2 separate regions of the Homo sapiens genome follow, and region 2 is linked to region 1. A link is an interaction called in ENCODE POLR2A ChIA-PET data of the cell type or tissue named here. Cell type or tissue: A673. All regions are shown on one strand. Links, peaks and the distances in the headings refer to the core of each region. The heading gives the core; the rest is flanking DNA.

Evidence for each region. ChIA-PET counts read pairs that join two places held together with the same protein. Peaks named below come from ENCODE experiments on the same cell type or tissue, not always from the same donor. Only the 100,000 strongest peaks of a DNase experiment are listed, where the experiment ranks them.
Region 2: POLR2A ChIA-PET joins it to region 1 with 15 read pairs; 2 of 35 experiments call an interaction of 5 or more read pairs at or near these places.

The regions. Positions count from the first base shown.
Region 1 is chr20:44,084,077-44,100,329 of GRCh38, forward strand. No RefSeq gene overlaps it. Among named protein-coding and RNA genes, the nearest start is that of JPH2, 95 kb to the right of the region's middle. RefSeq lists an enhancer at 5,913-6,207. In A673, for the core only: a CTCF peak has its summit at 9,129 (motif pointing left); DNase peaks (open chromatin) are centred at 6,055 and 9,085.
Region 2 is chr20:43,637,791-43,654,043 of GRCh38, forward strand. It overlaps IFT52 (intraflagellar transport 52), which reads left to right. Exons shown (of 14, transcript NM_016004.5): 13 at 4,689-4,834; 14 at 9,146-9,509. The coding sequence ends at 9,193. LOC124904906 (a long non-coding RNA gene) reads left to right here and starts at 16,133. Exons shown (of 2, transcript XR_007067593.1): 1 at 16,133-16,253. It also overlaps the pseudogene RPL27AP. RefSeq lists a silencer at 113-326. In A673, for the core only: no CTCF peak of the experiment used is centred there; no DNase peak of the experiment used is centred there.

The sequences.
Region 1 (16,253 bases), core at 2,785-10,784:
TCAACTGAGATGACTGAAACATCTGGGGTTGACTGGGCGTCTCTCTTCTTTCTCCATCCATGTGGCCTGTCCATGGAGCTAGCTTGGGCTCCCTCATCACATGGTGGTCTTAGGGGCATCAGGCTTTTTTTTTTTTTTTTTTTTGAGATAGGGTCTCACCTTGTCACCCAGGCTAGCATGCAGTGGCATGATCACGACTCACTGCAGCCTCGACCTCCCTGGGTTCAGGTGATCCTCCCACCTCAACCTCCTGAGTAGCTGGGACTACAGGCACACGCCACCATGTCTGGCTAATTTTTCTATTTTTTTTTTTTTTTGTAAAGGATGGGTCTCACTATGTTGTCCAGGCTGGTCTTGAACTCCTGGGTTCAAGTGATTCACCCACCTCAGCCTCACAAAGTGCTGGGATTACACCATGACCAGCTGAATTGGACTTCTTAACATGGTGTGGCAAGCTGAACAGTCTACCCCCAAAATTCATATCTGCCCAGAACCTCAAAATACGACCTAATGTATGGTTGTATATGACCTCATCTTAACTAGTTATATCTGCAGAGATGAGAACAAAGTCTTCACAGATGTTAACTAGTTAAGATGAGGTCATACTGGATTAGGTTAAGCCCTAAATCCAACATCAGATGTCCTTCTAAGGAGGTTGGAAGACAAACAGATACACACAGGGACGAAGGCCATGTGAAGATAGAGGAGGAGACTAGAATTATGCCAACACCAGCCATGAAATGCCAAGGACTGCCAGGAGTCAAGAGACAGGCATGGAATAGATTCTCCCCTCAGAGCCTCCAGAAGGACCCAGCCCTGCCAACACCTTGATTTTGGCCTTCTAGCCTCCAGAACTGAGACAGAATACATTTCTGTTGCCTTAAGCTGCCCAGTTTGTGGTACCTTGTTATGGCAGTGCTGGGAAACTCACTTGCATGGTGGCTGGGGCCTGAAGATGCAGCAGAAGCTAACGGCGTCTTAAAGGCTGATCCCAGAACTGACGGAGCATCACCCCGCCATGCTTCATCCGGCAAGGCAGGGCCTCTCAGCGTAGGCCCCATTGACACTGGAATGGTCTCACTCTGTTTGCGGAGGGCAGAGGAATTGGAGGAGGTTGCTCTGTGTTCCAGGATGTTTAGTGGAATCTCTGGCTTCCACTCATTGTCAGTAGCACCCCCACCAGGCCCAACAACTAAAAGTGTCCCCAGAGATTGCCCAATGTCCCCTGGAGGACAAAGCCATCCTGGATTGAGAACCACTGGGTTAAAGTAAGTAACAGGATCAGCACAGCTCCCAGGGCAGGGGCTGTATAAGCGTGGGAACGGCAGCAGGCTCCCTGAGGGCCACCAATGGGACAGTCTCCCGCTTCAGGATCACTTGGAACTTGCCTTGAGATTTGCAGGACACAACCCACAATCCCCAGATCTTTTTTTTTTTTCTTAGAGACAGAGGTTCACTCTGTTGCTCAGGCTGGAGTGCAGTGGTGCAATCATGGCTCACTGCAGGCTTGAACTCCCAGGCTCAAGGGAGGCCTCAGCCTCCTGAGTAGCTGGGACTACAGGCACATGCCAATGCATGCCCGGCTAATTTTTATTTTTATTTTTGTAGAGATGGGGGTCTTGCAATGTTGCCCAGACTTGTCTCAAACTCCAGGGATCAAGTGATCCTCCTGCCACTCAGAGTGCTGGGATGACAGGTATGAGCCACGTGCCTGGCCCCCCAGAAACCTTGAATCCCTTGTGTTCTACCTTATGAAGTGAGTCCCAGGTGGGGGTCAGAAGCTGGCATCCAGGTCCAGGACCCCATGGAGCGTTACCTGTGACTTTGGATGCTTCTGCACACTTGTTGCCAACTTGAGATGCTGAATTCAAACCACCACAGAGCTGCTCCCCGTACCAGGTGAGAAGTGTGGGAAAATGGTTTGAAGCCACGTGGTTTGCCCTGGGCAGTCTAACGGGCAAGACATGAATGCACATGTGTCTAGGTTGGGCACTGCAAAAAAAGACGCCACATCTAAGGGCAACAGGGCAAACATACTAACTTGCATGAGTGGCAGAGGTAAAGATTCATGGGCTCCCGCCTGAGTCCTGGAGCAGCACAGGAGAGCCCCTGCCCACCTAAACCAGTGCTGGCAGCCCCAGCCATGCCACAGGCTTGGGAGAACACGTTCACCCTGTGCTGCACCCTCCGCTGCCCAACCCCAAACCTACATTGTGGCCTCGGTGTGGCAGGCTGCTGGCGGGAGCACACGCGGCATCTGGGGTAGCTGTGTGTGAAGCACAGAGCGTGGCACCTGTGTGTGCAGCGGAGTTCGCCTGGGAGGAAGCCACATAGCATTTGCCTGATTTCTTGTATGTTGCATACACGCTGGATGCTGATTTAGAAGGGCTGTTTTTGGTTGGTTTGTTTTTAAAGGATACATTTTCACATCTCCATCTCTGTAGCCATGACCCAAAACAAAATGGAACGTTTCCATCACCCCAATAGTTCCCACGTGCCCTTGTTCCTCAGTGATTTCACCCACCTCCCTCCACACCACCTCCCCAGGTAACCACCACCCTAACTGTTATTGCCATAAACTGAGTTTGCCTCCTGTTCTATCGTTTTATATAAATGGACTCATATATGGTTATCTTTTCTGTCTGGCTTTTCTTCAGCACCATTTTACGAGATTCATTCCTGCAGCTGTGTATAGCCATCCCTTGACTTTTTTTTTTTGCAACCAAGTCTTGCTCTGTTGCCCAGGCTGGAGTGCAGTGGTGCGATCCTGGCTCACTGCAACCTCCACCTTCCCAGTGCAAGCCATTCTCCTGCCTCAGCCTCCCGAGTAGCTGGGATTACAGGCTTACACCATCATGCCTGGCAAGTTTTTTTGTATTTTTTAGTAGAGATGGGGTTTCACCATGTTGCCCAGGCTGATCTCTAACTCCTAGGCTCAAGCAATCCACCCGCCTCAGCCTCCCAAATCCCTTGTACTTTTTATTGGTGTGCAATATGATAAAAAGAAGCTTGGTTTATGAAACTGCAGTTCCTAACTGGATGCTACTGTTTAAGGCCCAGTGCCAGAGCCCCTACCCCCTCCTTCTCTCCTTCCCCGAACTCCGTCTTTACACTTTGGCCATGACCACTGTCACCCAATTCACCTAGAGTGAGCGTCCCATTCCGCCTCAGTCAGCCCCCAGGGCCACCTGTGATTGTTCAGGCTGTGCAATGCCATCCTGACTCCAACAATCCCTGGGGGAGAGGTGACGGATATCCTAACTACCCTGCTTCGATTATGATACATGGTATGCATGTACCAAAATATCACATGTACCCCATAAATATTGTATATCAAAGATGGAGAATTACTGTAAAAAACAATGACCGGAGGAAGAGAAGCCTTTTTCCAGTTTACACCCTGGCCGTGTCTGGCTGGCAGCAGATTCTCCACTTCCCACAGCCAGAGCCTTTTAAAAACTGGTTTGGCCCCAATGCCATTGCTGCAGCTGGAACGGGTACAGCTGGCTCATCTAGGATAGAAAGTGCATGGCCAGCTTTGTGTGAAAGGAGAGGAAACTCTCCCCCTGCACGTAGCTGCTGCTGCTGGATTCCAAATTCCTTGTCCTGTCCTCCTATCTTCCCCATATCCTGCCCCAACTTATCCTTGAGGCACTGTTCCACTGCAGCCCTGCCCACTCCCGCCAGAGCCATGGGCACACCAGCCACCACCCTTCCAGGGAATGCAGTGCGGCAGAGCACATAGGCCACATCGCTGGCCGTTCAGCCACCTCACGCAGCCTCAACTTCCTCATTTGTAAAATGGGCGTAATGACAGCAACTAGCTCATTTGGTGGGAAAACATAAGATCATCTAGGTAAAGTCCTGGCACAGTGCCTGGTGCACAAGTCGTCACTGAATATTACCTTTTGGTTGATCTGTGCAGGACAGTTCCCCAGGCGGCCTTGGGCCAACCCATCAACCCAGTTCTCCTTGCCTGCCCCCCACCCCTGCCCACCTCCCCCGCAACTTTTTTTTTGAGACAGAATCTCACTCTGTCACCCAGGCTGGAGTGCGGTTGTGTGATCTTAGCTCACTGTGCAACCTCCACCTCCTGGGTTCAAGCGATTCTCCTGCCTCAGCTTCCCAAGTAGCTGGGATTACAGATGTGTGCCACCACACCTGGCTAATTTTTGTATTTTTAGTAGAGTTGGGGTTACACCATGTTGGCCAGGCTGGCCACGAACGCCTGACTTCAAGCGATCCACCCGCCTTGGCCTCCTGAAGTGCTGGGATTACAGGCGTGAGCCACAATGCCCAGCTACCCACTTTTTTGCTTAAGGTTCTCAGGACTAACTTGGCGTGTGCTGGGAATGCAATATCCTGAGATACGCAGGAACTGGCTACAACAGCCCAGGCTCTATTCCTCTTTCCCCTACAAACGGGGTATCCTTAGGTGTTTTAGCCCAGCCTATCGTGTTGCCCCTGAAGTATACAACCTGGGCTGGGCTGTCTTTTGGGGTATCTCAGATGTGGTACAATTGGGGCACACACACAGAGACTCCATTCACCCCGGGCAGATTTCCTGAGCCTGGGGGACTGGCTTACAATGAATCCCAGGCTTCTGTTGTCCCTTGCTGCCTGTCTGTAAGTAATAAACCCATTTCATTTCATGTAACTTGTGTACGTGGGTGTTCTATCTCACCAGATTCAGGCAAGCTGCTCACCAGCACACAGAAACTCTGCTCCACAACCTGGGATCTAGTTGAAACTCCGGCACTAGTGCCAATTTGAGAGGGCTCAATGTCTGGGTAAAAATACACTTCTACCCCTGTCCTTCAGTTTCCCCATCTATAAAAGAGATGGTATGCCTGTAATCCCAGCACCTTGGGAGGCCGAGGTGGATGGATCACTTGAGACCAGGAGTTCAGGACCAGCCTGGCCAACATGGCAAAACCTCATCCCTACTAAAAATACAAAAATTAGCCAGGTGTGGTAGTGCATGCCTGTGGTACAGGTAACCCATAAAGTCACTTCCAAACCTCACATTCTATAAAGCTGTGATTCCCAGAGGCTGAGAGCTCACCACCACCTTTTTTGTACTTTCATTTTAAATATTTAAATCTTCAATCCATTTGCGAGTGACTTTAGTGCAAAGTATGAGCCATGGATCTAAGTTTACTTTTTCCCCAAATGGTTGCCCAGTTGTCTCTTTGCTATGTATTAAAGGTTCCATTTCACCTTTTTGAGTGACACTCCTTTAATTAGAAAATTGGGTCCATTTCTGGATTTTAAAAATCTTATTCCATTGATCCATTGATTTTAGTGTAGATTTTTAATACAATGAAGTATTTTTGTGGGTGAAGCAACCTCTAGTTTCTTTCTGAAATATTTTAGATGTATAAACAGTACAGAGAGAATATAACTAGCACCTAGGCAACCTCCACCAATCTTAAACTTCAGTCAGAACTCAACTCCCCACACACAGTTATAGTCAAAGTTCCCATGTGCTTCATTCTGCCAGTTTCCATCCTCCTCTGAAAGTAGCTGCTTCGAGTTTGTTTTTTTAATCATTTCCATTATTTAAACACAAATGTAAATATCCACGATATATAATATTGCTTTATGTGTTTTAGAATTTTATGTAAATTTCTCATACTATAAATATCATTTTCCACTTACAGGTTTTTGAGATATATGTAATGTTGGTATATGTAGCTTCTTATTCTCATGGCTCTAAGAATTAAATGAGATAATCCTTGTATGCAATTAGAAGTGTCTGGAATGTGATAAACAAGGTTAGCTGTCATTATCAATGTCACTAATCATTATTTTTATTATCACCATTCCCACCAAAGGGATCAGAGGTTCACACATGACATTGTTGAGGAGCAGCAAAATGGAGCCACGATTTCTTTTAGGATAACAGGAGCCATTTTCCCTGCTCTGAGGTATGTTTGGATGGAAACATTGGGCTCCTTGTCAGCTGTTCCCTGGTGCTGTGCACAGCTTGCAGGAACGGCTCTGATTTTGTTTAATGACTCTGACAAGAACGCCAGACTTGGCCATGTGACTTGCTCTAGCCAATGAGACAGCAGCAAACATTATGCAAGCAGAAACTTGAAAAGTGCTTGCTCATTGGCCTTGCCCTCTCACTGCTCTTGGTCAGACCCATCACCATGAGAACAAGCCCATGCTAGCCTGTTGGATGATGAGAGACCCTGCAGAGAAAAGGAAGGTGCCCCAGCTGACATCAGAAAGCCCTGTGCCCATCCAGCAGCCAACTTCAGATGTACGAGTGAGTTCCAGCTGAGATAAACCAAACTTGGCGAAATCGCAGAACTGCCCACATGAACCTACCCCAAACTGCCATCCCACAGAGCTGTGAGCTCAATAAATAGTTGTTGTATTAAGTCACAGAGTCTGGGGTGGTTTGTTGTGCTGCATAAGCTAGCTGATACACCTGGTTATCTGACATCTCCAGCAATTACTGACCTGTATTTGCAGACTTAACTCTTGGTTACATGACCAGAAAACAATATTCCACGTGCATGAACCACAATCCACAAGAGACAGGCTCCCTTTCAGAAACATCAAACGATGTTCAACATTTGGCAGGTCTGAAAAGCTCTCATCCATACCATGAGTGTATAAAACATGCCTTGACCCATGATAATCACCAAGGGGCACTTTCTGGGGGTTGGTGCTATCCCCCCCAAATAGCAGACTCTTCCCAAGGGAATCACAGGTGATGTATAGGTGTTTCTAACTGGTCCTAATCCCAAATCCATGTCTGAAACCTCACCTTATACCTACATATTAACTTCATGGGTGCAAACACCACACCTGGTCATACCAGAAACCAGAGTTCCCAAAAAGGGTAAATGTCCTTCTGTACACAGCAAAGGCATGTTGGGCCATGCCTAGAGGAAAAGGAGGCAGAGGCTGCAGAGCTGGAAGCTCAGCTGTTTTGAGGCCCTGGGCTGACAGATCTTTGTCCACAGCCTTGCCAGGAAATGCCCCACAGTCCCACATTTGGAAGTGAACAAGCTGGAAGGGTGATTTTCCAACTGGACACAGCTGGTGACGATCAAGATAGTGACCCTGGATAACTGCCCTCAGACTCTGCAAGGCCAATTCTCACCATAGGTGGAGTTATTTGCCTGCATAAGCGATGGTCAGGCCCTCTCTCCTGCCCCCAGACACAGAGGAGGGACCATGCGCTTCCTGACATTGTGGCTTCAAATGCCACAACCACAAGGGCCATCCACTTAGGGACAACATTGGTGTCTGCCTCAGGAAGTCCCTTCCCACTCCACCTGCCTGGGAACACGCCCTCTGATGTGACAGCTTCTGGACTCATGTTATAAACAAGTCCTTTTTTAAGGGCCTGAAACATTGGAATAGAACCACCACCAACCCTGGAAAAAAAATGCAAATCCAAAATACCAAGTACTATACAAAGGTGCTCTAATTATTCTTGGTTCAAAATGATTCACAAGAGGAAAGGGAACCGACTCCGTATGTACGCGTGTCTATCTGAGAAAGAATAAGAGACGCTTTCTCTATGCGCATGCTTCCCAAAAATTAATGAATGAAATCTCTCATCCTAGTCCTTTACAGATTTATCTAAGGTTTCTTCCTGTGTTTGAATTCCTCTATTAGAAAAAAATTAATCAAAGCAATACATCCCTATGGCTAGAAATTAAATATTTACGGACCTATTATAGAAAGCAGTAATTTGCCACCCCCTCTCTCCACACCAACGCAACTCTCACAGTGTAATTCCTGATGACTACCTAGTATAACTCTAAGTAATATATTTATACCATTCTTTCTTGATTTATCAGCTCTGACATTACTTCTTCCCAAATTCCTCTAAAGGTTTTGAAAGATTACTTTGATTCCACCCCCCCCTTAGAAACATCACACCTTTAAACAATGCACTTAAACCTCAATTAATTGAGCTTTTCTATTATAACTTTTGTCTCCCTACTGCTATTGATGAACTTAACTCCCTTCTACCTCCCCACCCTTCTTTCATTTTATACCTTTCTATGTCTGTTAGCTGCATCATAACTTTCACCTGTAATTAACTCCTTAATTGCCAGGCACTATTCTCTGTACTGGGGATACAGCCTTCGAGAAGACAATAACATTCCTTCTGTCATGGAAATGACCCTTTAAGGGAAGCAGAGAATAAAAATATAAGGATGTGCAGAAGATAATTTCTGAGAATGAAAACACACTGGATATAAACAAACAGTCACGTGCAAGAGACTATACATAGAAGCAGGAAGCTCAAAACTAACTGGGGGCCGGGTGTGGTGGCTCACTCCTATAATCCCATCATTCTGGGAGGCCGAGGCAGATGGATCACCTGAGGTCAGGAGTTCGAGACCAGCCTGGCCAACATGGTGAAACTCCATCTCTACTTTAAAAATAGAAAAAGGTAGCTGGCCATGGTGGCACGTGCCTGTAATCCCAGCTACTCAGGAGGCTGAGGCAGGAGAATCACTTGAACCCGGGAGGCAGAGGTTGCAGGGAGGCAGAGATGGTGCCACTGCACTCCAGCCTGAGTGACAGAGTGAGACTGCCTCAAACAAACAAACAAAACACCTAACTGGGGAGGTCACAGAAGGTCTCGCCCAGCAGACGGCACTTGAGCTGAAGCCCTGTGAATCTTAAGGTTGTCCAGTCTGACTGTGGGAGCAGACACTGTTCCTGGTCCTGAGGGAGCATGTCTTCCCCCGGTCTCACATAGTTCCATCTCACACATGCACTGATCAGCAATCTGCCAAGTAAGGGAGACACTCTGCAAACACCTGGGGTGCTGTGTGTAATTCTCTTCTCTCTGGGACTCTGTCCTGAGAAATCTGCCTACCTTGGTTTTCCCAGGCTCTCAGCCAGTGTCCTCAACTCACGGATTCTGCCAAGTTCCCTGTCTCGGCACTGCGACCTGAAAACTCACTGGGTCAATTGTAGACTGTATTAGCCTGGGCTGCCACGACAAAAGATCACAGACAGGGCGGCTTCAACAACAGACATTATGCTCTTCCACTTCTGGAGGCTGGAAGTCCATCATCAAGATGACAGCAAATTCAGTTTCTGTTGAGAACCTGCCCCCTGCTGGTAAATGTCCTTCCATGACTTTACTCTGTAAAAAGTCTTTACTCTGTAAAAAGTCTTTACTCTGTAAAGTCTGTCTTTACTCTGTAAAGTCTGTCTTTACTCTGTAAAGTCTTTACTCTGTGCTTGCACTGGGGAAAGGAGAGATTTTTAGTGTGTGCGTGTGTGTTTTAGTTAAAGAGGCAGGGTCTCTCTCAGTTGCCTAGGCTGGTCTCAAACTCCTGGGCTCAAGCAATTCTCCCATCTCAGCCTCCCAAAGTGCTTGGATTATAGGCGTGAGCCACTATGCCTCACCTCTTCCTTTTCTTATAAGGACACCAATCCTATCTGACTAGGGTCCCACACTTATGACCTCATTTAACCTTAATTACTTCCCTGAAGACCCTATCTCCAAATATATTTATATTGAAGGTTAGGACTTCAACATATGAATTAAGGTGGGAGGGGCACAATTCTGTCCATAACCGGGCTCACTCCATTTGTCTCCCACTTCTCAGCGATCACTGTCCTTTGTTGATCGATGTACAGTGTCTTGCAAACCATTGTTTAGTCCCTTCTTTTGTTGATCCAGAAGGGAAGTTACCTCTTGGCTGGTCTTAGATTTTCACATTTATATGCATAAAATAGTCTCAATATTTTTTTCGTTTTTGTTTTATGGTCATTTGCAGTATTTTGTATGTTCCTGCTTTTTTATTACACTAGCTAGTATTTTTTTTCATAGAAACAATTCCCAGTTCTACTATTTCCTTTCTCTTTTCTGATTATTCTAGGTACTTGTGTTTATTAATTCTCCCTTCCACATCTTTTCATTGATATTTGTTTTGTTTTGTTTTTGAGACAGAGTTTCGCTCTGTCACCCAGGCTGGAATGCAGCGGCGCAATCTCGGCTTACTGCAACCTCCACCTCCTGGGCTCAAGCGATTCTCCTGCCTCAGCCTGCCAAGTAGCTGGGATTACAGGCATCCACCACCATGCCCAGGTAATTTTTATATTTTTGGTAGAGACGGGGTTTCACCTTGTTGGCCAGGCTGGTCTCAAACTCCTGACCTCAAGTGATCCACCCACCTCGGCCTCCCAAAGCGCTGGGATTACAGGTGTGAGTCACTGCACCTGGCCCTTTTCATTGTTATTTTTATTGTTGTCCATTTCTTAACTGTGAGTTGAAAATTAAACTTTTTTCTTTGTAATATATTTATTGCTATACCTATTCAATGGTAGGAGTTCTTAGCTAAGCACTGTATTGGCTGTGTCCCCCAGTGATTCTGGTATGTTTTTATTCATAATAAAGCTTTTAATTTCAATAAAACATACATCCAGAAAATGCACACGTCTTGAGACAGCTGACAAACCTATTACAAAGTGAATATACTCATGAAACCAACACCTGGATCAAAAATAGGACATTGCCAGCATCCTAAAAATTCCCACTGCGCCACTTCCCAATATCCCTCCATCCCCCAAGCAACTTCTAACACAATAGATTACGAATGTTTTTGAACATTATGTAAGTGATATCATGACGGAGTCTCTTAGGTCTGTCTAGTTTCACCCAGCATTATGTTTGTATAATTTGTCCATGTTTCTGCACGTAGAAGAAAAATCTGTTACAATGTTTTTGTTATGACTGAAATAAATAGAAAATGCAAAACTGCTCCTTAAAATCTGTTATTACAAATGTTCCAAGCAGATTTCATGATTTGGTGAAGAGGTTGAATAGCTTACCCAATAATATGCAACAGATTAAAGAGAGGAAGTACTCCAAAGTCACATCACAAAAATAGATGCCTACATAAGTGGAAATAAACTAAAAATTTAATAATTGACATAACCTTTACACAATCTGTATTATTTTGACTTTCAAAAAATTGCTAAAATGAAGTCTACATTTATCAAGTTTGCTCATGCAGGGATTATGCACAATAAACATACATCCCCTTGGTTAGGCATGGTGGCTCATGCCTATAATCCCAGCACTTTGGGAGGCCAAGGCAGGCAGATCACTTGAGGTCAGGAGTTCAAGACCAGCCTGGCCAACATGGTGAAACCCCATCTCCACTAAAAACACAAAAATTAGCTGGGCATGGTGGCAGGCGCCTGTAATCCCAGCTACTCGGGAGGGTGAGGCAAGAGAATCACCTGAACTCAGGGGCGGATGTTGCAGTGAGCCGCGATGGTGCCACTGCACTCTAGCCTGGGCAACAGAGTGAAACTCCATCTCAAAAAAAAATAAATAAAATAAAACAAAAATAAAATAAACATACATCCTCTTTATACAATGCTTTTGGAGAGAGACTGATCGTATGATGCAAATCACTCCAGACTGGGAATAACAGTTAAATTTGAGTCTCTGTCCATCAGTGATAAACAAGATGAAGTTAATTAGATTCAAATATTTTATTTTCAAGCATAAAATAGGACATTCACAAGACACGCTGAGGTTTTTTTTCTAGCTCTAAAACATAACATGATCCTAAATATATTTAGACAACCAAAAATGATATCAGAGACATGAGAAAATCTGGCAAGATAGTGATTTCAAGAGGTGGACCCAGCTCACCCTCTGTATTCATTTTCTACTATTTTACTATTAAATTTCCTGGTATTAAAAATTACCAAAACGTAGTGGATTAAAACAACACAAATGTCTTACCTTACCTTATTATCTCATAGTTTTGTGGGCCAGAGTCCAGCAAGGGTCTCACTGGGCTGAGATTAAGGTGTCAGCAGGGCCGTGTGCCTTTCAGGAAGCTGTAGGAGGGTATCTGCTTCCTGGCCTCTTCCAGCCTCCAGAGACCCCCTTCCTCCATCTTCAAAGCCGGCAACATAGTGTGTAGGTGACCCTACTTCCATCACCACATCCCTTTCTCCGACCGCAGCTGCCACTGGTTGTCTGCTCTTAAGGAGCCGTGTGATTAGATTGGATCCACCTGGATAATCCAGGCTACTCGCCCCAACTCAAGGACAGATGATAGCAACTTTAGTCAATTCCCTTTTGCCATGCAAGGTAACATGCTCACAGGTGCTGGGGACTAGGACGTGGACATTGTATTAGGCCATTCTTGCCTTGCTATAAAGGAACACCTGAGACTGGGTAATTTACAAGAAAAGAGGTTTAATTGGCTCATGGTTCTATAGGTTTACAGTTTCAAAGATGGCATCAGCATCTATCCAGCTTCTGGGGAGGCTTTGAGGGGGCTTTTACTCATGGCGGAAGATGAAGGGAAGCAGTCTGTTACATGGTGACAGCAGGAGAAAGAGAGGGAGGTGGAGTGGGAGGGAGGGGGGTGCCACACACCTTTAAACAATCAGATCTTCTGATAACTCACTCACTATCACCAGGACAGCACCCTCTTTTCCACAATCTTGATGGAGTAACTCCAATTCTAGAGCTAGCAGGTTAGTGAAGCTTAGAAAGGGCATTTGATTTTGTTTTTAATCATCCCTATCCAGCTCCTGTCCTGTTCCCCAAATCTCCAGGGCTCAAAGCCTAGATGATCCTTTATTTCCTATAAAACAAAACATGCGATGGCAAAAGCTCATGTCTCCACCAGGCCTTAAGACCAAGGACTTCCTGGGCTCCCTGAGGGAGTCTGCTCAGTGGATGCTTTTGAATTATCTATACCAGGGACTGGCAAACCTTTTCTGTAAGGGACAGAAAGGAAATATTTTAGGCTTTGCGGGCCACATGGTATCTATCACAACTATTCTGTTACCAGATGGAGGGCCTTGAGTGTGAGTTGTCCGGGTCCTCAGTGTTTTGAACAAAGAATTGGACAAAACACACAAAGTGACAAACGAATGAAACAAAGCAACAAAGCAGTGAAAGCAGGGAATGATATTTTATTTTATTCATTTATTTATTTTTGAGACAGAGTCTCACTCTGTCGCCCAGGCTGGAGTGCAGTGGTGTGATCTTGGCTCACTGCAACCTCTGCCTCCTGGGCTCACGCCATTCTCCGAAAGCGAGATTTATTAAAGTGGAAAGCGCTCCACAGGTGGGAGTGGGCCCAAGCAAGCAGCTCACGGGCCTGGTTACGAAGTTTTCTGGGTTTTAACGACTCCTTTTGAGGGCCCTATCGGCTACAAAAATGAGTACCAAACTCATGTCTTGCTTTATAGAAAATAAAGGATCATCTAGGCTTTGGATCCTGGAGATTTGGGGAACAGGACAGGAGCCGGATGTCAGGTCCACAACTACGCCAAATGTCCTGCTTGGGGTCAGGTTCGGGCCCATACTGAGGTCCAAGGGGAGTGGGCGGATGGGCAGATAGGTGAAAAACACTGGGCGGGTGCCATAGGCAGGTGAAATGTAGTTTTATTCAGCAGCTCTCTCATCAACAGCTCTTACACACTCTTCTCTCATCAGTAGTTTTCTCACACCGTCCGCCCTGTTTTAGCTGCTTGAGTGGGCTGCTCCCATACACCGCTGTGCTGCCGGCTCTCCCTTGCCTTCAGGGTCAGCAGCTTAACTCTTTCTCTGGGCACAAGCTGGTTCCGGGCTCCCCACTGCCCACCTGCAAGACGGACAGCTTTGGCTCTCTCTTCCTCTGGGCACCAGCGCACCCAACCACGTCAAGCCATGCCCAAGAGCCAAGCCCAGCCATGTCCCCAGAGCCCCGTGCAGTGTCAGCAGGGCAGTCATACCTTTTACAGACAATAGTGGCGTAGAGCCAAGTATGAACTTACACAAACAGTTATATAACAAGTGGAGGTGTGAGCCTGCACCCCAACCCTGCTGAGTCATGCAGGCCTGGATGTCTGCCTCGGCCTATTCCTTGACCAAAGCACATCCATGTGAAGGAAATAATGTATACAGTGGTCCATTTCCAAGATAAAGTGCCTTGAATTGGCTTAGGTCAGCAAACTACAGAAGAAACAAGATATACTAGGCCCCTGCTTGGATAGCCGATGCCTGCTTGTCGGCCTCTCCCTTCTCCCCTTCCTCCCTTGCTTAGTTGCCCTCACTCAAACCAAAGACATTTAGTCTAAAATGAAAGTTTACTAGCCTGCAAAATAGCTCACTTTGTCAGTTCTTATCGGCCTGCCCAGCTACTTAGGTCATTAGGTCATAAGACAAATGCTTAAAAAGCCCCTGAGCTAACTAGGATTGCAATACATTGTGGGCTGCAACAAAATGCCACAAGACAACCCTAAAAAAGAACACCTAAAGCCCCTACCCACCATCACTAGGCAAAGTCCGGGAAGAGTGTGACCCCACAGTACTCAGCCTTTGAGGAACCGGTGGAGAGACCTGTGCACTAGAGGATGAATTGCTTGTTGTGACTGCGCTGGGTGTGCCTGCTCATTAGACACCCAGTCTTGCAAGACCGTCATTAAAAGTCTCACTTTCACTATTCTCTGGGTCTCTAAGTCCATTCTTGAGTTCGAACGCATGAATTTGTTCCTCACACATGTACCTTACACTGGATAGGGCTGATTAAAAACAAAATCAAATACACCTTCTAAGCTTCACTTTCCTGCTAGCTCTAGAGTTGGAGTTACTCCATCAAGATTGTGGAAGAGAGTGTGGTAGGAAGAATAATGGCACCGCTGAAGATGTCCATTCTTTATCTGGATGAAGGATTTGGCCCATGGCTAATTAAAGCTGAAGTGAATTGGTCCGCAGTCATCTGGAGACGGAGTGGATCGGCACCCTACGCAGATGGGGGGATGGCTAGCACTTGGCCCACAGCCAATCCAAGGCACTTTCCTTTCCATCTGAGACATGGTGGAAGGTTGTATGGAGAGTAACCTTTGATTCTTTGTTATCCCAGCATGGCAAGATGGAGTTTTTCCTTTTGGCTTAGCTTTTGGAAGTGGGTGTTAATTGGTCTTAGAGTCCCTGCCCCCAGACCCAAGTGTTTCCCTTTTGATCCAGCCTTAGGAAGTCAGCACACATTGGCCTTAAGTTGCCTGGTCCAAACCCTATTCTCCTGCCTCAGTTCAATCTGTCAATATGAAGGTTGAAAATACATCATTAAATGAGCATAGCTGTGGGCCAATAGAACTTTATTCATAACACTGAAATGTGAATTTTACATGATTTTTCACATCATGAACTAGTCTTCCTTTGTTTCCCACCCTAACCATTTAAAACAGTAAAAACCAGCTGGGCATGGTGGCTCATGCCTTTAACCCCAGTACTTTGGGAGGCCAAGGTGGGCGGATCACTTGAGGCCAGGAGTTCGAGACCAGCCTGGCCAACATGGTGAAACCCTGTCTTTACTAAAAATACAAAAATTATCTGGGCATGATGACTCATGCCTGTGATCCCAGCTACTCAGGAGGCTGGGGCAGGAGAAGTGCTTGAACCCGGGAGCTGGAGGTTGCAGTGAGCCAAGATCCCACCACTGCACTCCAGCCTGGGTGACAGAGTGATACTCTGTTTCAAAAATACATACATACATACATACATACATACATACATACATACATACATATGTAAAAACTGTTCTTAGCTCAAAGACCAAAAAAAAAAACAAATCAGACATCGGGCCAGATTTTGCCCACCAGCCATGTTTTGCCAGCCTCTGATATTCACAAAGGGCTGTCTTCTGTCTGCTGAGTGTGGCGTTATTTGGCTCAATACCATGGACCTGAAGCAGGCAGGACTCAAATCTCTGCAGCTGGGAGAGTTTTTAAATGCAGCTACAAAGTTTTCCTGAATATTAGATATATTTGCAAGTTGCCAGCTTGTTAGATAAGCACTCACAGGGCGTTCTGCTCGCTGCTAGTTTGCCCTGATCAACACTTTTATGTCGTGACCTATAAGAAAGCTCAGAGAACCTAGTGGCCAGGAATAGCAAAGGAAAATAGTTACGAGAGGAGGTAATTACCCTCTCTACCACCAAGAGATAGAGGATGGAGGGTGGAGGTTAAAAGGGTGGGCCCTGGAGTCACGGTAAATTACTCGGGGTAAATCATGTAAATTTTCTGGCCACCAGTTTCCTCATCTGCATAATAGGGATGATGATAGTGTCTGTCTAATTATATCGTTGATAGGATTACATGTTATCATGCATTTAAAAGACTTAGTGTCTGCTTGTTAGTTTTTAAGTGGTTGGTTTTCACTACCTCCACTATTAACTACCCTGGCATAAAAAAGCAAAAGGAAAAAGAAAGGCAATTTGTACAATTAACTCCTA
Region 2 (16,253 bases), core at 8,126-16,125, 440 kb before region 1:
GTCTCAGCTTTGATCCCTGTGAGTCCTTAGTTCTGACCTATTGAGAGACCATAGAATTAATCTTGACCCTGGCTGCCACTTAGCAAATCTCAGTCAGTGGTCATAGGAGCAGCTAAATAAGGAAATTGAGTAAGGCCCAAAGAATGATAGAGACTTCAAATTGGACAGGATCTGAGAGAGAGCCAAGTGTGCCCACCTTGACATGTGGATGAAGAAATGAGGCCCCAGGCCACACAGCTCCACGGTGAGTGGTCCTCCTGACTTTTGGTCTGGGGCTGCTCCTGACATGAATTGCCTCCAACACAGCAAATGGGTCTGCACATATATGCTCAGAGGCATAAAATTAACCATCCACTTTGAGGCAGTGACCCCACTCCTGGAACTCTAATCTAAGGAGATTATATTTTTTTTTTTTTTGAGACAAAGTTTCACTCTTGTCGCCCAGCCTTGGGTGCAATAGTGCTATCTCAGCTCGAGGTAACCTCCGCCTCCTGAGTTCAAGCGATTCTCCTGCCTCAGCCTCCCAAGTAGCTGGGATTACAGTTGCCCACCGCCACGCATGGCTAATTTTTGTGTTTTTAGTAGAGATGGGGTTTTACCATGTTGGCCAAGCTGGTCTAAAACTCCAGACCTCAGGTGATCCACCCGCCTCAGCCTCCCAAAGTGCTGGGATTACAGGCATGAGCCACCACGTCCGGCCAACTTCTACACTATTTATTTTTAAAATACAATAAACTCGGGAGGCTGAGGTAGGAGGATCGCTTGAACTTAGGAATTTAAGACCAGTCTGGGCAACATAGCAAGACCCTGTCTCTAAAAATATATTTTAAAAAAATAACAATTTTTAAAAATAGAAAAAAACTATAAATTTGGGAATAGCTTTAATGTCCACTAGCAGAGTAATGGTCTTAAAATGCGTCACATTCATTTGGTAGGAGAATATGTAGTCATTATAAAAGAGGTTCACAAAGGCTAGGGAATGACACATATGACACAGACAGAATTTAAGAGAGAATCCTGAATGAAGAAAGCAAGATATAAAACTGCATGTACAAGAGGATACCAGCTATGTCAGTAACATCTGTATGTGCCCAAAGCCCAGAAAGAAGTAAGCAAAATGGAAACAGTTCAGTGTAAACGAAGACCTTTACTGCATCTCTCTTCTGTGGCAGGCATTGCTGTGGGTCCTGGGCAGTCAAAAATGAGCAGGACATAGTGATGAGTCCAGGAGGAATCACAGAACGGTGAAGAAGCAGCTTTGACTTGGCATTTCTGTTTCTAGCAACTGTCCTATGGAAATCCTTGTAGAAATGCAAGACAAAAAAGATATAGATATTAATTATAGCATTCAAAAAATTGGAAACAGTCTAATGGTCCATCCATCATTAGGGGGATTGGTTAAAAAGAGTATGAAATAAGCCTGGGTCACATAGACCCCATCTCTACAAAAAAAAAAAAAAAAATTGCCTGAGCACGGTGGATCATGCCTATAATCTGAACACTTCAAAAAGCCAAGGCAGGAGGATCAGTTGAGGCTGGGATTTCAAGACCAGCTTGGACAACATAATGAGACCTTGTCTCAAAAAAACAAAAAAAAAGGCTGGGTGCAGTGGCTCACGCCTGTAATCCCGGCACATTGGGAGGCCAAGGTGGGCAGATCACCTGAGGTTGGGAGTTCAAGACCAGCCTGACCAACATGGAGAAACCCCTTCTCTACTAAAAATACAAAATTAGCTGGGTGTGGTGGCGCATGCCTGTAATCCCAGCTACTGGGGAGGCTGAGGCAGGAGAATCGCTTGAACCCAGGAGTTGGAAGTTGCGGTGAGCCGAGATCGTGTCATTGCACTCCAGCCTGGGCAACAAGAGCGAAACTCCATCTAAAAAAAAAAATTTTTTTAAGTAGCCAGGTGCGGTGACGCATTTCTATATTCCTAGCTACTTGGAAGGCTGAGGTGGGAGGATCACTTGGGCCCAAGAGTTGGAGGCTGCAGTGAGCTATGATACACCTTGCACTCCAGCCTGGGTGACAAAGGACCCTGTTTCTGAAAAATAAATAAATAGAAACAAAATAGAATATTACATACCTGTTAAAAGAAAAATGTAGCCTGGGTGCGATGGCTCACACCTATAATCCCAGCACTTTAGGAGGCTGAGGCAAGAGGATCACTTGAGACCAGCCTGGGCAACACTGTGAGACCTCTTCTCTATAGAAGAATAAACAAAATTAGCCGGGCATGGTGGCTCACTCCTGTAGTACCAGCTACTCAGGAGGCCCAGGTGGGAGGATTGCTTGAGCCTAGGAAGTCAAGGCTGCAGTGAGCTAAGATTGTGCCACTGTCCTCTAACCTGGTTGACAGAGCGAGACCCTGTCTCAGAAAAGAAAAGGCCAGGCGCAGTGGCTCATGCCTGTAATCCCAGCACTTTGGGAGGCCGAGGCAGGTGGATCACAAGGTCAGGAGTTTGAGACCAGCCTGGCCAAGATGGTAAAACCCTGTCTCTACTAAAAATAAAAATAAAAAATTAGCCAGGCATGGTGGCAGGTGCCTGTAATCCCAGCTGCTTGGGAGGCTGAGGCAGGAGAATTGCTTGAATTCGGGAGGTGGAGGTTGCAGTAAGCCAAGATCACGCCACTGTACTCCAGTCTGGGTGACAGAGTGGGACTCCATCTGAAAAAACAAAAAAGAAAATAAAAAAAATGCAGGGCATAAACTTTGATTCGGAATGTCCATAATACATCATTAAATGATGAAGTCAACTTAGAAAACTATTCTAGTTTGATCCCATTTTTGTGAAAACTTACATTTACACACAGAAGCATACATAGCAATAATAATTCTAGGTAGTTGGTGGCAGTAGAACTAGGATGAAACATTGATACAGCTGTGGGTTTGAATGTCTTAGTAAAAAACATACATTTCTATCAAAACTTAAAATGCAAATCAGAGGGAGAATAAATTAATTACAGCTGGGCTCAGTGGCTCATGCCTATAAGCCCAGCACTTTGGGAGGCCAAAGCAGGTGGATTGCTGGAGCTCACGAGTTCGAGACCAGCTTGGGCGACATGGTGAAACCCCGTCTCAAATACAAAAAATCAGCCAGGCGTGGTGGTACACACCTGTAGTCCAAGCTACTTGGGAGGCTGAGGTGGGAGGATGGTTTGAGCCCAGGAGGCAGAAGTTGCAGTGAGCTGAAATCATGCCACTGCACTCCAGCCTGGGTGATAGAGCCAAACCTTGTCTCAAAAAAAAAAAAAAAAAAAAAAAAGGAAGAAAGAAATTACAGTATAATGTGAGAAGGGCAGTAATGGCTGTCTATCCTACATGTAGGGCTCCAGAGGATGGCTTCACAGAGCTATGTTGTTGGTGGAATTATGGGTGATTTTTTTCTTTAATTTTCTTTCTATAATATTGTTTGTTTTTTGGGGTTTTGTTTTGTTTTGTTTTGTTTTGAGACCTAATTTTGCTCTTGTTGCCCAGGCTGGAGTGCAGTGGCACGATCTTGGCTCACCACAGCCTCAGCTCACTGCAACCTCTGCCTCCCGGGTTCAAGCGATTCTCCTGCCTCAGCCTTCCTGAGTAGCTGGGATTATAGGCATGCACCACCACGCCCGGCTAATTTTGTATTTTTAGTAGAGATAGGGTTTCTCCATGTTGGTCAGGCTGGTCTCGAACTCCCGGCCTCAGATGATCCACCTGCCTCAGCCTCCCAAAGTGCTGGGATTACAGATGTGAGCCACCACGTCCCCCAGGCTGGAGTGCAATGGCGTGATCTCAGCTCACTGCAACCTCCGCCTCCCAGGGTTAAGCAATTCTCCTACCTCAGCCTCCCGAGTAGCTGGGATTACAGGTGCGCACCACCATGCCCGGCTAATTTTTTTGTATTTTTAGTAGAGACAGGGTTTCACCATGCTGGCCAGGCTGGTCTCGAACTCCTGACCTCGTGATCCGCTCACCTTGGCCTCCCAAAGTGCTGGGATTACAGGCGTGAGCCTTCACGCTCGGCTGTTTTGTTTTGTTTTGTTTGAGATGGAGTCTGTTCTGTTGCCCGGGGTGGAGTGCAGTGGCGCAATCTCTGTTCACTGCAACCTCCATCTCCCCAGTTGAGGTGATTCTCCTGCCTCAGCCTCCCGAGTAGCTGGGATTACAGGCCTGCATCACCACATCTGGCTAATTTTTGTATTTTTAGTAGAGATGGGGTTTTGCCATGTTGGCCAGGCTGATCTTGAACACCTGACCTCAAGTGATCTACCTGCTTCAGCCTTCCAAATTGCTGGGATTACAGGCATGAGCCACCACGCCCAGCCAATACAATATTGTTTTAGTAAATGCTATTTTTAATTACCCATATGCTTCTCTATAGTCATCTTTGTTGCATTCAGGGAATGATAATTTGATTTCCTACTGTTGCACCTGTTCTTTCTAATGTAGGAATACTAGATCTGAGGAATAGGAAAGCCAGTACCAGTCCAGTTTTATTCTGATTAGGAGTGCTTTTATTATAAAAGCAGCACATTAGAGAGCTCTAGGGTTTTTCAGTGTTGAAATCCTGTAGTCACATTACTTTAGGAAGAGGTGAGTGATCTTAGGAAATGTGGAAACATGACAGGGCATACCTGAAACACACTAAGTCTGTACTTTGGGAAGGGCAGAAGTTAAGAATTAATCTAACTACTACTCCAACTGTCTTAGGTACTGAAGAAGACCTGGAATTTTATGTCAGGAAGTGTGGTGATATTCTTGGAGTAACCAGTAAACTACCAAAGGACCAACAGGATGCCAAACATATCCTTGAGCACGTCTTCTTCCAAGTGGTGGAGTTCAAGAAATTGAACCAGGTACAGAGCCTACAAGGCACAGTGTAGTGGGAGCCCCTCCAGTACTGGTATCTTCCATGGACTGTGCTTGCCATGTTTTATGACGTTGATTCAGCCTGTAAATATTTATTAAGCATCTACTAGGTGAACAAAACAGACAATAAACCCTGTACTTATGGAACCTATATACTAGCTGGAGGATGTAGACAATAAGCAGTAAACATAAGTGAGTCACATAGGATGCTAGAAAATGGTAAGTGCTTTGGTATAAAAGAAGTGGAGGCTGGGCGCAGTGGCTCACGCCTGTAATCCCAACACTTTGGGAGGCTGAGGTAGGCAGATCACCCGAGGTCAGGAGTTCGAGACCAGCCTGACCAACATGGTGAAACCCCCTCTCCACTAAAAATACAAAAATTAGCCGGGCATCATGGTGCGTGCCTGTAATCCCAGCCACTCAGGAGGCTGAGGCAGATGAATCACTTGAACCCAGAAGGCAGAGGTTGTGGTGAGCTGAGATCGTGCCGTTGCACTCCAGCCTGGGCAACAGTGAGACTCTGTCTCAAAAAAAAACAAAAAAACAAAACAAAACAAAAAAAAAACAGCTGGGTGTGGTGGCTCACACCTGTAATCCCAGCACTTTGGGAGGCCGAGGCAGGTGGTTCAGCTGAGGTCAGGAGTTTGAGACCAGCCTGGCGAACATGGTGAAACTCCATCTCTACTAAAAATATAAAAATTAACCAGGTGTGGTGGTGCACGCCTGTAATCCCAGCTACTAGGGAGGCCGAGGCAGGGGAATCTCTTGAACCCAGGAGGCGGAGGTTGCAGTGAGCCAAGATGGCACCACTGTACTCCAGCCTGGGTAAGAGAGTGAGACTCTGTCTCAAAAAAAAAACAAAAAAATAGAGCTGGGTAAGAGGGATCAAGTGTGCTGAGTGTGGCCATGATGACTGGTGAGTATTAAATAGGGAGATCAGGGTGGGTTTCATTGCAAAGTTGTATTGGAGCAAAGATTTGAAGGTGTTGAGAGACTTAGCCATGCAGATATCTGGGGGAGGAGTGTCCCAGGCAGAGGGGAGATGTGTGCAAAGTTCCTAAGGCTGGGCTGTGCCTGGTATGCTTGACGAACGGCAGTGATGCCAGTGTGACAAGAGAACAGAGGAAAGGACAGAGCAGTAGAACATGAGGTGATCACCTTATGTAAGAAATGATTTTCTCAGGCCGGGCACCGTGGCCCACACCTGTAATCCCAGCAATTGGGAGCCCAAGGCGGGCAGATCACAAAGTCAAGAGATTGAGACCATCCTGGCCAACATGGTGAAACCCCATCTCTACTAAAAATACAAAAATTAGCTGGGCGTGGTGGTGCATGCCTGTAGTCCCAGCTCCCATACTCGGGAGGCTGAGACAGGAGAATTGCTTGAACCTGGGAGGCGGAGGTTACAGTAAGCCAAGACCACACCACTGCAGTCCATCCAGCCTGGCGACAGAGCAAGACTCTGTCTCAAAAAAAAAAGAAAAAGAAATCATCTTTCTCTGACTGAGGACCAAGAACTTCAAAATTATCCCTGGCCTTCTTTTTTCCAAGGATTTCAAAAATTGAATGCCCAACCAGCTTTGGTAAATAGGCATTCATACACTACTGATGGAGAATAAGTTGGTTCCACTTGTCTGGAGATATTTTTATAATACTGTTGAAAAGCCCTAAAATGTATATACCGTTGACCCATTCTAATCTTCAGAATTTGTTTTAATAATATAATTCGGAATACGTACAGATTTATCAACCAGGATTCTCAGTGCCACATTATTTTATAGAAGAAAAATCTTCATCAATAGGGAACTGGTTAAGTATCCTAGGGTACATCCATAAGATAAAAAATGTTTTTAAAAATGTTTGGCCAGGAATGGTGGCTCACGCCTGTAATCCCAGCACTTTGGGAGGCTGAGGCGGGTGGATCACGAGGTCAGGAGTTCAAGACTAGCCTGACCAACATGGTGAACCCTCCTCTCTACTAAAAATACAAAAATTAGCCAGGTGTGGTGGCGTGCACCTGTAGTCCCTGCTACTCAGGAGGCTGAGGCAGGAGAATTGCTTGAACCCGGGAGACAGAGGTTGGCAGTGAGCCAAGAACGTGCCATTGCACTCCAGCCTGGGAGACAGAGTGAGACTCTATCTCAAAAAAATAAATAAAAAATAAAAATAAAAATGTTTAAGGACTTGGGCCAGGCGCTGTGGCTCACATCTGTAATCCCAACACTTTGGGAGGCTGAGGTGGGCGGATCACTTGAGGTCAGGAATTCGAGACCAGCCTGGCCAACATGGTGAAACCCCATCTCTACTAAAAATAAAAAAATCAGCTGGGTGTGGTGGCCCGTGCCTGTAGTCCCAGTTACTCAGGAGGCTGAGGCAAGAGATTCGCTTGAACCTGGGAGGCGGAGGTTGCAGTGAGCCAAGATTGCACCACTGTACTCCAACCTGGGCAACAGAGTAAGACTCAAAAAAAAAAAAGTTTAAGGACTTGGGAATACATTCGTGATACAGTAAATATGTGGTGGGGAGAGACTAAAGAACAGTATATAGAGAGATTCTACTTTCTTTACAGAATACAATACACACATAGAATTATTTTGCATAATAAAAAAATAACATAAAGATATTTATCCTTGGGGCCCAGTGCGGTGGCTCACGCCTGTAATTAATCCCAGCACTTTGGGAGGCCAAGGCAGGTGGATCACGAGGTCAGGAGATCGAGACCATACTGGCTAACACAGTGAAACCCCGTCTCTACTAAAAATACAAAAAATTAGCCGGCCGTGTTGGCGGGTGCCCATAGTCCCAGCTACTCAGGAGGCTGAGGCAGGAGAATGGTGTGAACCCGGGAGGCAGAGCTTGCAGTGAGCTGAGATCATGCCACTGCACTCCAGCCTGGGTGACAGAGTAAGACTCTGTCCCCCCCAAAAAAAGAAGATATTTATCCTTGGGCTGGGCACAGTGGCTCACGCTTGCAATCCCAGCACTTTGGGGGGCCAAGGTAGGTGAATCATTTAAGCCCAGGAGTTCTAGTCCAGCCTGGGCAACAGAAACTCCACATCCATAAAAAAATACAAAAATTAGCCAGGTGTGGTGGTGTGCACCTGTAGTCCCAGCTACTTGGGAGGCTGAGGTGGGAGGATCATCTGAGCCTGGGGAGGTTGAGGTTGCAGTGAGCAGTGATCATGCCACTGCACTCCATCCAGGGTGATAGAGTGAGACCCTGTTTAAAAAAAAAAAAAAAAGATAGTGTTTAATTTTTATTTTCCTTCTTTATTAAAATTTCTATAGTGGGCCGGGCGCGGTGGCTCACGCCTGTAATCCCAGCACTTTGGGAGGCCGAGGCAGGAGGATCATGAGGTCAGGAGATCGAGACCATCCTGGCTAACATGTGAAACCCCGTCTCCACTACAAATACAAAAAAAAATTAGCCGCGCGTGGTGGCGGGCACCTGTAGTCCCAGCTACTCGGGAGGCTGGGGCAGGAGAATGGCATGAACCTGGGAGGCAGAGCTTGCAGTGAGCCGAGATCACGCCACTGCACTCCAGCCTGGGTGACAGAGCGAGACTCGTCTCAAAAAAAAAAAAAAAATTCTATAGTGACTGTGTCACTTTTGCAGCAAAAAAAGAGTGTTTTGTTGTTTAATGTAAGCAGGCAAAATTCAAGCTTAGGATTTCAGATGCTGAGTGGAAAGACCAATTAGGTTCTGAGCCTCTCCTGGAAGGAAGCTGGCTGTGCCGGATGCTCATTTGGCAGTGTTTTACTCTCCACGTCTAGCATGGTGCTGGAGGCTGGGGCCATAGCAGTGAACAAGATGATTGCGGTTCTTGCTGTGCCTCTCAGAGCTCTGTGTAGTGGGAGACAGAAGTGTATTGGCAGTTACCGTGGTCTAAGTGCCATCCATGAAGGGAACCCAGAGATGAGGGTTTTGATGTGGCTGCTCAGCAGTGAATGATGGGATGGGAGGTCAGGTAGGTTCCCAGCAGTACTCACTCTGGTGGCATGCTAGGACAGACACCCGAGGCCAATATAAGAAGTCTGGTGTGGTCTTTGCACCAGTGCTTTCAACTCTGTTTGTTACTCATCATGGTGGGTGGTGGGCAGTGGTCACAAGCCCTGCCATGGTAGGGCAAAAGGATCAAAATTTGATCCTTGGGTTGGATTCAGCCCTAAAGCCAGATATTATGTATATGTCCTAATTAATAAAGATTCAGAATCTCTAAAGTCCAAAGCACTGAAGAGTTTACATTTCAGGCTTTATACTGAAATACTAAAATTCTGTGTCTTATTCTCTCATCCAGGAACATGACATCGATACAAGTGAAACAGCATTCCAGAACAATTTCTGAAGACCATGCCTCTTGAAGCTTTTTCTGCCTCCTGATTCTCTCTTTGTAAACTATTTTCAAATTGTTTTTCAACTCCTTATCAAAATTGTTTATACACTCTTTCCTCCATGAGCTCTGGAAGGTATATGCATCTTCTGTAATACTCAGATAGGTATAAGATTTTTCACAAAATCCTTATGTAAGATACATTCCATTTTTAAAAATTAAATGTATGGTTGCATCTGTCTTTTTATACCCTATGAAACAGTCTTGATTTTTTTTTCTCAACCCCAGTTCTGGATTTGAGTCTTTTATCAAAGACATAATTAACTCTCAAGCTTGTTGTAAATACTGTACAGCTTTCTGGACCGGTTGAAAGGATACAACAGTGGCTGGACACGGTGGCTCACTCATGTAATCCCAGCACTTTGGGAGGCCGAGGCGGGCGGATCATTTGAGGTCAGGAGTTCAAGACCAGCCTGGCCAACATGGTGAAACCTGTCTCTACTAAAAATACAAAAGTTAGCCAGGTGTGGTGGCATGTGCCTGTAATCCCAGCTACTTGGGAGGCTGAGACAGGAGAATCACTTGAATCTGGGAGGCAGAGGTTGCAGTGAGCCGAGATCACGCCACTACACTCCCGCCTGGGTGACAGTGAGACTCTGTCTCAAAAAAAAAAGGGGGGGATGGGAGGCTAGGTGCAGTGGCTCATGCCTGTAATCCCAGCACTTTGGGAGACCGAGTTGGGTGGATCACGAGGGCAGGAGATCGAGACCATCCTGGCTAACATGGTGAAACCCCATCTCTACTAAAAGTACAAAAAATTAGCCGGGCATGGTGGCACACACCTGTAGTTCCAGCTACTCGGGAGGGTGAGGCAGGAGAATCACTTGAACCCGGGAGGCGGAGGTTGCAGTAAACTGAGATCACACCACCACATACCAGTCTGGGTGTCAGAGCAAGACTCTTGTCTCAAAAAAAAAAAAAAAAAAGGATACAGAACTTAACCCATAGTCTGTTTACCCCACTGTACCTAAAGAAGAAGATAAAAGAGTAGACAGATACCTTCCTTATATAGATCTCATCCCTTCATCTCCCAGTTGCCCATAGGACACAACCATGTAGAGCAAGCTTGTCCAACCCGCAGCCCATGGGCTGCATGTGGCTTAGGACGGCTTTGAATGTGGCCTAAAACAAATTTGTAAACTTTTTTTTTTTTTTTGGAGACGGAGTCTCGCTCTGTCACCCACGCTGGAGTGCAGTGGCGCGATCTCGGCTCACTGCAAGCTCTGCCTCCTGGGTTCACACCATTCTCCTGCCTCAGCCTCTCCGAGTAGCTGGGACTACAGGCGCCCGCCACCACGCCCGGCTAATTTTTAGTATTTTTAGTAGAGATGGGGTTTCACCGTGGTCTCGATCTCCTGACCTCATGATCCGCCCGCCTCAGCCTCCCAAAGTGCTGGGATTACAAGCGTGAGCCACCGCGCCCGGCCTACAAATTTGTAAACTCTTAAAACATTATGAGGCCAGGTGCAGTGGCTCATGCTTGTAATCCCAACACTTTGGGAGGCCAAGGTGGGTGGATCACCTGAGGCCAGGAGATAGAGACCAACCTGGCCAACAGGATGAAACCCTGTCCCTACAAAAAATACAAAAATTAGCCAGGTGTAGAGGCCTGGTACGGTGGCTCATGCCTGTAATCCCAGTTCTTTGGGAGGCCGAGGTGGATGGATCACTTGAAGTCAGGAGTTCAAGACAAGCCTGGCCAACATGGCGAAAACCTGTCTCTCCTAAAAATACAAAAATTACCCGGGTGTGGTGGTGCAGGCCTATAATCCCAGCTTCTCAGGAGGCTGGGGCAGGACAGTCGCTTGAACCCCAGAGGCAGAGGTTGTGGTGAGCTGAGGTTGTACCACTGCACTCCAGCCTGGGCAACAGAGCAAGACTGTCTCAAAAAAAAAAAAAAAATTAGCCAGACATGGTCAGGCATAGTGGCTCATAGCTGTAGTCCCAGCTACTTGGGAGGCTGAGGTGGGGAAAATCATTGAACCTGGGAGGCAGAAGTTGCAGTGAGCCAAGATCACATAACTGCACTCCAGCCTGGGTGACAGAGCAAGACTGTCAAAAAAAAAAAAAAAAATTAAGAGATAGATGTGTTTATTATTATTTTTATTTTTATTTTTTTTATTTTTTTTAAGAAGGAGTCTCGCCCTTTTGCCCAGGCTGGAGTGCAGTGGCGCTATCTTGGCTCACTGCAAACTCCACCTCCCAGGTTCATGCCATTCTCCTGCCTCAGCCTCCCAAGTAGCTGGGACTACAGGCACCCACCACCATGCCTGGCTAATTTTTTGTATTTTTAATAGAGACGAGGTTTCACTGTGTTAGGCAGGATGGTCTCGATCTCCTGACCTCATGATCCACCAGCCTCGGCCTCCCAAAGTGCTGGGATTACAGGTGTGAGCCACTGCACCCGGCCATTATTATTATTTTTTTAGCTCATCAGCCATTGTTAGTGTATTTTGTGTGACCCAAGACAATTCTTCCAATGTTGCCCAGGGAAGCCAAAAGATTAGATACTCCTGATTTAGAAGCTGAGCCTGGGGAACAAAAGTGAAAGTCCATCTCTACAAAAATGAAAATTAGCCAGGTATAGTGGCACACACCTGTAGTCCCAGGTATTTGGGAGACTGAGGTGGCAGGATTGCTTGAGCCCAGGAGTTCAAAGCTGCACTAGCTATGATCATACCACTGCACTCCAGAATGGGCCACCCATGCTTCTTCCCTGTCCTCTGGCTTCCTGAAGCACTCAGTTCTATCATCATCTTGGGTTATAATGTAGGGCCAAATTTAATCATCTGTTCCAAGGAGGCTAGAGGGTATTGTCATGGGACAATGGGAGAGACTGCACCTGTCAGAATGGTGCAGTTGGTGTATAGAAATGCACAGCAGTGTACTGACATACACAGATAACCAGCTTTGGGGAACTCTGAAAGCCAGATGGAAGGTTGCAGAGCCACTGAGGATAGGAGAGGAGAGAAGGGAGAGGAGAGGAGAGGAGGGGAGGGGAGGGGAGGTGGGAGGAAAGGGGGGAGGGGGGAGGGGAGGAGCAATTCCCATTGCTGCACAATGGGAATAGTTTAGCTGGTGGGTTCTATAAAGATGGGAATGGTAGAAGGATGGTCATTTACAGAAGAGTTTGATACAACCCCAAGAGCAAATAATAAGGATGTGGACTAAGGTGGTATTATAGGAAAGGTGGCATTTTGAAACACTTTGGTCTGGGTGTTGAAAGTTAGATTGGCAAGATTTGGGGCTTGATTTCCTGGGACAGTGGGGGCAGCTATTAAAAGATGGGGAGTCTAGGCCAGGCACGGTGGCTCATGCCTGTAATCCCAGCAATTTGGGAGGCCGAGACGGGCAGATCACCTGAGATCAAGAGTTCTAGACCAGCCTGGCCAACATGGTGAAACCCCGTCTCTACTAAAAATACAAAAATTAGCCTGGCGTGGCGGGCGCCTGTAATCCCAGCTACTCAGGAGACTGAGGTGGGAAAATTGCTTGAACCCGGGAAGTGGAGGTAGCAGTGAGTCGAGATCATGCCATTGCACTCCAGCCTGGGTAACGAGGGAAACTCTATTAAAAAAAAAAAGATGGGGAGTCTGAAGGATGAGTGGTTTTGGAGCATAAGAGTCCAGTTGAGACTATGGCAATTAATACAGGTGGAAATAACTAGTAAATGGCTGGAAATCCCTAATTTAGGCTTAGAAAAGATGTCCAGTCTCAAGAGTGGAGTTGTTCATATGGAGTGGTTAATTAAAGTCATGAGAATCATTTGTCAAAGAGTAGTGTTAGAAATTTAAAAGCTTGGGAAGAACAGCTCAAGTCAAATCCTGAGTTTCAAATGATTTCTTCATGGTAAAGCTCTGTTCATAGGCTTCCATTCTCTCCCATACTCAAGCCCTAGTACACGGCTTATTCAGAGTTGCCAGCCAGGGCAGGGCACTGGGGAACGGGGAAGCCACTCCAGGGGCAGAAGAATTTGGGGGCTCTAGCTCAAAGCTGGGAGATAAGCAGCTAGAGGACAGGCCTGGGGAGTGCTGTGGCAGTGTGTTCCAAATACATACCCAAAATGTGTTCAATGATTGTCTCCCAACCCAAATGCTCTTCTCTTATCCTGTGGGCTTGATGCTCCTCCCATTGAGAGGTGGGGTCTCTGTTCCCTCCTCTGAATCTTTGAATCTGGCACCGTGGCAGAAGTGATGCTGGTGACCTCTGAGGCTAGTTCATAAAAGGCTATACAGCTTCTGCCTGGTTATCTTGGGACATTCACCTTTAGAACACAAGCCTCCATGTAAGAAGTCCAAGGCCACGTGGATAGGCCATGTATAGGTGTTCTGGCCAACAGCCAGAGATCTCAGTCTATACCAGCATCTTGGTATAAATCGCTTGCCAAACATGAATGATGATACCTCCAAATGACTCCTGGCCCCAACCATCAAGCACCTCAGCCTTTTGTCATCCCAATTGAGGTCCCAGATGTCATAGAGCAGAGACAAGCCATCCCTGCTGTGTTCTTTGTGAATTCCTGACTCCCAGAATCCATGAATATAATAAAATGGGAAGGAAGGTGTGCCCTCACTGCCATTTTGTTATATTTGTTTTTATTTTTATTTTTGTTTTTTTGTTTTGTTTTGTTTTTTGAGACAGGGTCTCATTCTGTCTCCCAGGCTGGAGTGCAGTGACACAATCTCAGCTCACTGCACCCTCTGCCTCCCAGGTTCAAGTGATTCTCCTGCCTCAGCCTCCCCAATAGCTGGGATTACAGGCACGTGCCAACACGCCTGGCTAATTTTTTGTATTTTTAGTAGAGACAAGGTTTCACCATGTTGACCAGGCTGGTCTCAAACTCCTGACCTCAAGTGATCCACCCGCCTCGGCCTCCCAAAGCGCTGTGATTACAGGCGTGAGCCACTGCGCCCAGCCTTGTTTTTGATTTTTTTGAGACAGGGTCTTGCTCTGTTGCCCAGGCTGAAGTGCACTGGTGTGATCATAGCTCACTGTAACCTCAACCTCCTGGGCTCAAGCAATCCTCCTGCTTCAGCTTTCCGAGTAACTGGGACTACAGGTGTATGCTACCATACCCAGCTAATTTTAAAAAATGTATTTTAAAATACATTGAGTGGCTGGGCGCAGTGGCTCATGCCCGTAATCCCAGCACTGTGGGAGGCTGAGGGGGGCAGATCACGAGGTCAGGAAATCGAGACCATCCTGGCTAACACGGTGAAACCCCATCTCTACTAAAAAATACAAAAAAATTAGCCGGGCATGGTGGCAGGCGCCTGTAGTCCCAGCTACTTGGGAGGCTGAGGCAGGAGAATGGCGTGAACCCAGGAGGCGGAGCTTGCAGTGAGCGGAGATCGGGCCACTGCACTCCAGCCTGGGCGACAGAGTGAGACTCGTCTCAAAGAAAAGAAAAAAAAAAAAAAAATATATATATATATATATATATATAGAGAGAGAGAGAGAGAGAGAGAGAGAGTCTTTCGTCTGAGCCGCCAAAATGCCATCCAGACTGAGGAAGACCCAGAAACTTCGGGGCCATGTGAGCCATGGCCATGGCCGCATAGGCAAGCTCCAAAAGCACCCCAGAGGCCACAGTAATGCTGGTGGAATGCATCACCACAGGATCAACTTCAACAAATACTACCCAGGTTACTTTGGGAAAGTTGGTATGAGGTATTACTTAAAGAGAAACCAGAGTGGCCGGGCGCGGTGGCTCACACCTGTAATCCCAGCACTTTGGGAGGCCGAGGCGGGTGGATCATGAGGTCAGGAGATCGAGACCATCCTGGCCAACAAGGTGAAACCCCGTCTCTACTAAAAATACAAAAAATTAGCCGGGCACGGTGGCGGGCGCCTGTAGTCCCAGCTACTCGGGAGGCTGAGGCAGGAGAATGGCGTGAACCCGGGAAGCGGAGCTTGCAGTGAGCCGAGATTGCGCCACTGCAGTCCGCAGTCCGGCCTGGGTGACAGAGCGAGACTCCGTCTCAAAAAAAAAAAAAAAAAAAAAAAAAAAAAAGAGAAACCAGAGTTTCTGCCCAGCTGTCAGCCTTGACAAATTGTGGACTTTGGTCAGTGAGCAGACACAGGTGAATGCTGCTAAAAACAAGCCTGGGGCTGCTCCCCTCATTGATGTGGTGCAATCGGGCTACTACAAAGTTCTGGGAAAGGAAAAGCTCCCAAAGCAGCCTGTCATTGTGAAGGCCAAATTCTTCAGCAGAAGAGCTGAGAAGATTAAGGGTGTCAAGGGGACCTGTGTCCTGGTGGCTTGAGGCCACATGGAGGGAGGTTCATTAAATGCTAACTACTTAAAAAAAACAAATAGGCCAGGTGCAGTGGCTCACGCCTGTAATCCCAGCACTTTGGGAGGCCGAGGTGGGTGGATCACCTGGTTGGGAGTTCAAGACCAACCTGACCAACATGGTGAAACCCCGTCTCTACTAAAAATACAAAAAGCCAGGTGTGATGGCGCATGCCTGTAATCCCAGCTACTCGGGAGGCTGAGGCAGGAGAATCGCTTGGACCCGGGAGGTGGAGGTTGTGGTGAGCCGAGATCGCGCCATTGCACTCCAGCCTGGGCAACAAGAGTGAAAACTCCGTCTCAAAAAATAAATATAAATTTTTAAAATTATATATATATATTTTTGGGCTGTGGGGAGCTGGGCATAGTGGCTCATGCCTGTAATCCCAGCACTTTGGGAGGCCAAGGCGGGAGGATTGCTTGAGCCCAAAAGTTTGAGACCAGCCTGGGCAACATAGCAAGACCCCATCTCTATTTATTTTTATTTGAGATGAAATTGCAGACATCATAGCACTTTACCCCAAAACAAATAAATATCTATAGAAATAAATATTGCCCAGGCTGGTCTTAAACTCCTAGCCTAAAGCGATCCTCCCACTTTGGCCTCCCAAAATGCTGGGATTACAGGCATGAGTCACTACACCTGGCCTTAAAATGGCAGTTTTAAGCCACTGATTTGGAGTAATTTGTTATACAGCAATAGGTAACTAGAATAAACAC